2 separate regions of the Mus musculus genome follow, and region 2 is linked to region 1. A link is a contact called in ENCODE Hi-C or POLR2A ChIA-PET data. All regions are on one chromosome and are shown on one strand. The core of a region is the stretch at or near the end of the contact, and the rest is flanking DNA. Distances in the headings are between cores, read along the strand shown. Region 1 holds the start of Zfp764 (zinc finger protein 764). Region 2 holds the start of Zfp689 (zinc finger protein 689).

Region 1 (3,181 bases), core at 341-2,840:
CTAGTAACTGGTCTTTCCCCATATTCATTCTCTGTGCTTTGTTTCACTGTTCAATACTCACATGTCCTTCCTTCCACCATGTTAACCATTGCAACAGTGGGTGGACCCTAGTGCAGCTGCCACCAATCCCTAACAAGCTCGGGGAATATTTGGGTAGCCTAGTTATTTAGAATTTACACAAGGCATATGCATCCCATATAAAAACAGTGGCCTCTTTAAACTGTCTAAGATCAATCATTTATAGGGCGACATCCTGTTCACCATAGCCTTGTTCCACACATTAGAAGGTATATGCTGTATGAAACTGGGGGAGCTGATAGCGATCTCATAACCCTGGGTCACCCCTCCTCCCACTCTGGTGGTGCAGTTGGTTGGGGATTAAAACTATTTTCAGGGCAGGAGAGATGGCTCAGTGCTTAAGAGCACTGCCTGCTTTTCAAGAGGTCCTGAGTTCAATTCCCAGCAACCACATGGTGGCTCACAACCATCTGCAATGGGGATCTGATGCCCCCTCTACTGGTGTGTCTGAACACAGCTACAGTGTACACCTTTTGCTCTCTTGCTCTCTAACCCTCTTCTGCTCTGTCCCTTCTCTCCTCATTCCCCTCCCCCCTCCATGTGTTCTATTCCACTTCTCTTTTCTCTCTCTTTCTCTTTCTTCTCTTTTTCTCACCTTTCCTTCTCTCCCTCTCTCTCTGTCTCTCTTCATCTGTCTCTATTAAGCCATCAACTCTCCACCCCATGCCTTAAATAAACTCTATTCTATACTGTACCATCATAAGCTGGTACCTCCGGGGGGAAGGGAGGACTCAAATGAGCTCTCAGAGGCACCCCCTTCACCTACACCACACTGTGCCTCCACCAACATATCCCTGGCTTCTTTTTCTTTTTTTTTTTTATAAAGCACAAACAGCTCTGAATGATGACAAATAGGATAATATTCCTTTCATAGGTAGGTATTCTTATATTAAAATAACAATGAGTCAGACTTAAATCCTTACTGTGAGTTGGACCTCATTCCTCCCCGGACTCTCACAAATGGCCCAGAAATCTTAACTCCCTGCTAAGAGTGAGGCAAAGAAATCCAGATGGGCAGGAGTACATTTAACCTTTTAGAAGATTGGATGGTCTGGAATGTCCCAGGTGTCCTGGCTGATCAAAGATCAGCTCTGTGATCTCTGATCTGTATCAGGAGCAGTCAGTATTCCTCAACTAGTTTGAGATTTGAAGACCAAGCTGATAAAACCACCACAACTGGAGGCCTGCTTCATTTAATAGCTTATTAACAGGTCTCCCTCCACAGGCTTGCTTCTAGCTCCGAGATGAACACTGACCACAAATAAAATACTAAACATCTATTCACAGGCCGCTTCCACCTAGCTGACCTTGAGAGGGCTGTGGGTCTTCTGAGACCATAAAACCCTCCCTGTATGTGGTCCTCACAGGCAGGCAGTCTCATGTGGGCCTGTCTGCCTGGGATTTGTTCTCAGACTGGCACTTGTAGACTCTGTGGCCATTTTTGATGAGGGCTGGAAGAAATTGATGCAGGAAGTCAAGTAATGCAACCCTGGGCAGGACCGCTAGGGAGCATAGTTCCTGAGATGCCGCGCCCAAGTCCACATTTTTACGCGGTCTTCCTGAAATCTCCGCTGTGCTCCTATCAGTTTTCAATTTTCACCTACATTAAGGTGCCCACAGACCTGGTTCCTGTCCCTTTTCAGCCCTGGTACCCGACCACGGACACCGTGAACTGAGAAGGCAATCCCAGGCGTGCGGGGCTGACCCAGGGACTGTGCGGGGAGTCCCCATGGCGCAGAGGATGGCCCGGGGAAGGGCCTGGGCTCCGCCTGCGTCCTGTAAACCCGAGGCTGTGAGCTTCGCGGACGTGGCCGTGTACTTCTCCCCGGAGGAGTGGAGGTGTCTGCGGCCGGCGCAGAGAGCCCTGTACCGAGAGGTGATGCGCGAGACCTATGGTCTCCTGGCCTCTCTCGGTGAGAACCTTCCTGGCCGCCTGTGTTCGCGCCTCACGTGACACCGTGGGTCCTGCGTGGCAGCAGAGAGACCTGGGCACGGGCGGTCGGAACCAAGTGGGTTGTCCTCTTGACTAGTGGGTTTGCTATTTTTCCCTTCAGGACTTGGAGGCGCCAAACCAGCACTCATCTGCTGGGTGGAGGAAGAGTCCGAAGTGTGGGGACCCTGTGCACAGGATCCAGAGGTGGCCATGTGCAGGACAGAAGTCCACTCAGGTGAAGGACTGGGTACTTGCCTGGGGAAACTTCTGTGTTGCCAGCCTGTGTGGTGTCTTCTAGTGACTGCACTTACTGCCTGGCAGTTTCTTCTTATTTTGCTGTTTCCTGGCCAAAGCCATGATGGCTGGCTCCTGGATTCATCTGAAAAGGGGCTGTGATTGTTCTGTCCAGTGCTCTCACCTCATATCTACAGGGTCATTAGGCTGTATAGGTTGTAGCCCCTCGTTCCCACTTCTTCTCTGCTACTATCTCTGTGACTGCGTTCTGGAGTCTCCTTCAGTTCTTGCTGTCCACCTCTGACAAGTGCTTCTTAGACAACTGCACTTGGGATTGGGGACCACACAGACCCCTTTCTTTATGCTGCATCTGGACATCTGTGCACCGCACATGCTCAGATGCGGTGGTCTCTACCGTCCTGTGTCCAGTCTGTCCCCATGTGGCGCTGTGGAAATTAAGGGGCAGTAGAAGTCAGAGTCTGAGCTTTTTTCATGGTCTCCCAGCAGATTGCAGGCACGAGAAGGAAAGGAAGAGACCAAGAGAAGAGACTGAAGCAATGCAGAAGACATTTTCTCCAGAACCTGGGCAGAAGGAGCCACAACTCTCATTTGCTGGCTCCGCTAGTGGAATTCAAGCCACGGTCCTAAGGGCAGACAAGCGTCACGGGTGCCATTTGTGTGGGAAGAGTTTTGCCCAGCGGCCCACATTGGTGGAGCACCTGTACACTCACACAGGTGAAAAGCCGTTTCAGTGCCCAGACTGCAACAAATGCTTCGGCCGGGCTTCTTCCCTGACCATGCACCGAGCCATACACCGAGGGGAACGGCCGCATCAGTGTCCTGACTGTGGGAAGAGTTTTACCCAGCGGTCCACATTGGTGGCACACATGTATACTCACACAGGTGAAAAACCATTTTGTTGCCCCGACTGCAACA
Region 2 (3,294 bases), core at 595-3,094, 42 kb before region 1:
TGGGTTTATGGTGAAGTGATCCCTTAGGCAGTCTGTGAAATCAAAGTGTGTTAACATTTAAGGTTGCATTTCTGGGTGCTGGCAGTCACTGAGCATGAACCATGGACTGAATCTTTTAAAAAATATTTACTTCATGAATATGGGTGTTTTGTGTGACTGTATATCTGTGTACCACATGTGTACCTGCTGCTGCTGGAAGACACAGTGGCAGATTTCTTGGAATACAGTTACAGATGATTGTTAGCCACCATGTGAGTGCTAGAAACAGAATCTGGGTCCTCTGTAAGAACAAGTGCTCTTTTTTCTTATTTATTTATTTTATGTAAGTACACTGTAGCTGTTTTCAGACACACCAGAAGAGGGCATCTGATCTCATCACAGATGGTTGTGAGCCACCATATGGTTGCTGGGATTTGAACTCAGGACCTTTGGAAGAGCAATCAGTGCTCATAACTGCTGAGTCATCTCTCCAGCCCCAGAACAAGTGCTCTTAACCACTGAGCCACTTCTCCAGCTGGGGAGAAATTAGTCTTAAAGCGTTTTGCCCAACATAAGAGTTGCTAGAGCCACAAAGAAGACATTCCATGTTTGGATTTCATTCCTATGTCTAGTAACAGATTTTGAGGAAGCTGATCCAGATTTGTGGGGGTTTTATTGTTCATTTGTTTTTTGAGGCAGGCTGGTTTTGAGATAGCCCCGGATAGCCTGGAACTCACTTTGTAGACCAGGATGTCCTCAAACTCAAGAGATCTACCTGCCTTTTCCTCCCAAGTGCTGGGAATTAATGGTGCGTGCCACTGCACCCGGCTGTCTTATGATTTTTGTTGTAGTTCTCTATGGAGGGGGGAGTCCAGGACTCTAGACATAAAGTTTCAGACACCATCTACTCGAATAGTCCAGGTGCTTGGCTGGCTCTCAGCAGCGAAGGCACAGCCTCTCTGTGTGGCCTCTAGATGTGCGAATCCTATTTACCCTCTGTGCAGTCTTCCTTACCTGATAATTATTCAGAAAGGAGCAATAGGTTCGGCTTCATACCCAGTCCTGGGTATCTATTTTAAAAATACTTTTATAGAACTTTGGGCCCCATGCATGCTAGGCAAATGCCTGCCACTGGGCTATACACTCTTCATTTAAAAACAGGGTCTATGTTGCCCATGCACTCCTGACACACGTTGACACAGCTGCACTATTTCGGAAAGCAACGGTACAGGGGTGATTTCCCTGCTTCATTATAAATGAAAGGATCAACTAGCCATCTGTCTTTTGTTCCCCCTGGTAGCCTAAATGTGCATTCCACTGTACAAAGAAAGGGTAAGCCCAAAGCTATTGGTCTCACCTCTAAACAAGCGAACTTCCTTGGTACTCAGGTAGGCCATTCACTTCTATAGACTACTTAGGAGCTGCCCAAGGTACAAGACCAGTCAACTTACCATTCTAGTCATTCAATTTTACCAGACGCGCCTTTTGTGCACCAGATCCTTACCACCGCTCCCTTCTCATCTAGTACTTTTCAGAATTCCTGGCTGTGACACCTTTATGATCGTAGGATGTAGCTGTTCAAAAATCCATGTTGTCACTGTGTGACTTTCCCTTTGGAAGACCTGTAGAAACGTCTTCTCCAAGTAGGGCAAACAAGCGTTGGAGAACACAAGAAAAGCCTCCCATTCATAAGACTTCTCACAACCGGCTTAGAGACACAGGATCCACCTTCTTGCCCTTAAGAATCCGTTGGCTTCATTCAAATGGGCCGCCTTCATTGATGACCAATCAGAACGCCCGATCTTCAGCTACCAACCAATAAACGAATGCAATAGATAGGAGGAAAGTAGGCAAGAAGCCATCTCGCAGCGCCATTACACTTTAGGGCAAGGAGGTTAAGAAGTCGGCATGGCGTTCGGGTCAATAAAATCGATAGCTGGAACCTGCCTGTGTTCTAGGCAGCGGTGGTGCAGGAGCAGCGCCGCCATCTTCCCCGAAGGCATCTTCCGGTGCCTCTCACCCAAGTTCCAGCGGGAGTTCCCTGAATAACGGTCTGTGTCGGGCCGCCCGGCCCCTCAGGCAGCCGATTCAGATTTCCTCCGGGCCTTCCCGACGGAGCTTCTAGGTCTCCGGGTCCCCGTGGCAAGGCCGGGGAGCAGGTCCGATGGCGCCACCTTCGGCTCCGCTTCTCCTGCGGGCAGTCGGAGAGGCTGGACCTACTCGGAAAAGGGGCAGGAGGCCAAGGGCCTTGAAGTTCGTGGACGTGGCCGTGTACTTCTCCTCGGAGGAGTGGGGGTGTCTGCAGCCCGCTCAGAGGACTCTGTACCGGGATGTGATGCGCGAGACCTACGGCCTCCTGGGCGCGCTCGGTGAGGCCCGGCCCAATCTGCTTACGCGGGGCCTAAGGGATGATGGAGCTTGAGGGCGGGGTAGAGTGGGGGCAGGGAGCCTAGGGTCCTGACCTGCGATCGGCTTGTTAGGGGTTGGCGTTTATTTTTTAGCATCCTTTCTTCGGGCCAGCTCTCTGACTGGTTCTCCTTCCCCAGGATGCGCAGGTCCCAAACCAGCTCTCATCTCCTGGTTGGAACGAAATACCGATGACTGGGAACCAGCAGCCCTAGATCCGCAGGAGTACCGGAGATGGGTAACATTCCAGAGAAGTGAGTGAAAAATACCCACGAAAACCATACTGCCTTCCTGAGTAATGCCCTAAACTGTCGACCCAATCTAAATTTGTCGTCTGATGAGAGTTAACCAGGTTGCTTGTACTGTGGGCATACGAACTACAAACGGTACTTCATTGACATAAGTGAATTACTGAGCTTTGAAAAAGATAACTACTGCTTTCCAGGATCCGGGACTTAGCTTCCATTGAACTTCTCCAATTCCCATCGGTCCTGGGAAGACTAGAAAGAGTCCTTAACCACTGAGACATCTCTCTCTAGCCCCTGGTTCACTCTTGACTTTAAAAAAGAAAAAGCCCCATTGATTGGAATGTTCATCTAGGCTTGTGAACTACTGGATGAAATACAGTCCAAGGTTTTTTTGTTTTTTTTTTTTACAACTCTCTCAAAGTGCTCCTAGACCAACAGCTGCATATTTGGGAGTTGTCTTGGTCAGAGGTTTCTATGCTGTGATAAACACCATGAACAAAAGTGGCTTGGGGAGAAGAGGGTTTATTTCATTGATATTTTCATGTAAACATCCATCATCAAAGCAGGGCAGGGCAGGAACATCAAGGCAGGAACTGAAGCAGAAAGCCACAAGGAAGGCTGCCTCCTGCTTGCTCTCCTACTTTCTTACACACTCAGGAAC

What was found. A loop is a pair of places that touch in the nucleus more often than their neighbours do. ChIA-PET counts read pairs that join two places held with the same protein, here RNA polymerase II (POLR2A).
Region 2: a map of heart shows a loop between it and region 1 (3-fold over the local background). The contact joins the promoter of Zfp689 here to the promoter of Zfp764 in region 1. A Hi-C loop is called at or near these places in 3 of 37 maps with a recorded cell type or tissue (T-helper 1 cell, gastrocnemius and heart). POLR2A ChIA-PET finds 5 or more read pairs at or near these places in 1 of 5 experiments (Patski).

Annotation. Positions count from the first base shown.
Region 1 is chr7:127,405,231-127,408,411 of GRCm38, reverse strand. Zfp764 (zinc finger protein 764) reads left to right here and starts at 1,590. Exons shown (of 3, transcript NM_146203.4): 1 at 1,590-1,991; 2 at 2,133-2,246; 3 at 2,753-3,181. The coding sequence starts at 1,808.
Region 2 is chr7:127,447,708-127,451,001 of GRCm38, reverse strand. It overlaps Zfp689 (zinc finger protein 689), which reads left to right and starts at 1,844. Exons shown (of 3, transcript NM_175163.3): 1 at 1,844-2,348; 2 at 2,526-2,639. The coding sequence starts at 2,144. It overlaps B130055M24Rik (a long non-coding RNA gene), which reads right to left and starts at 2,612. Exons shown (of 2, transcript XR_869949.3): 1 at 1,431-2,612.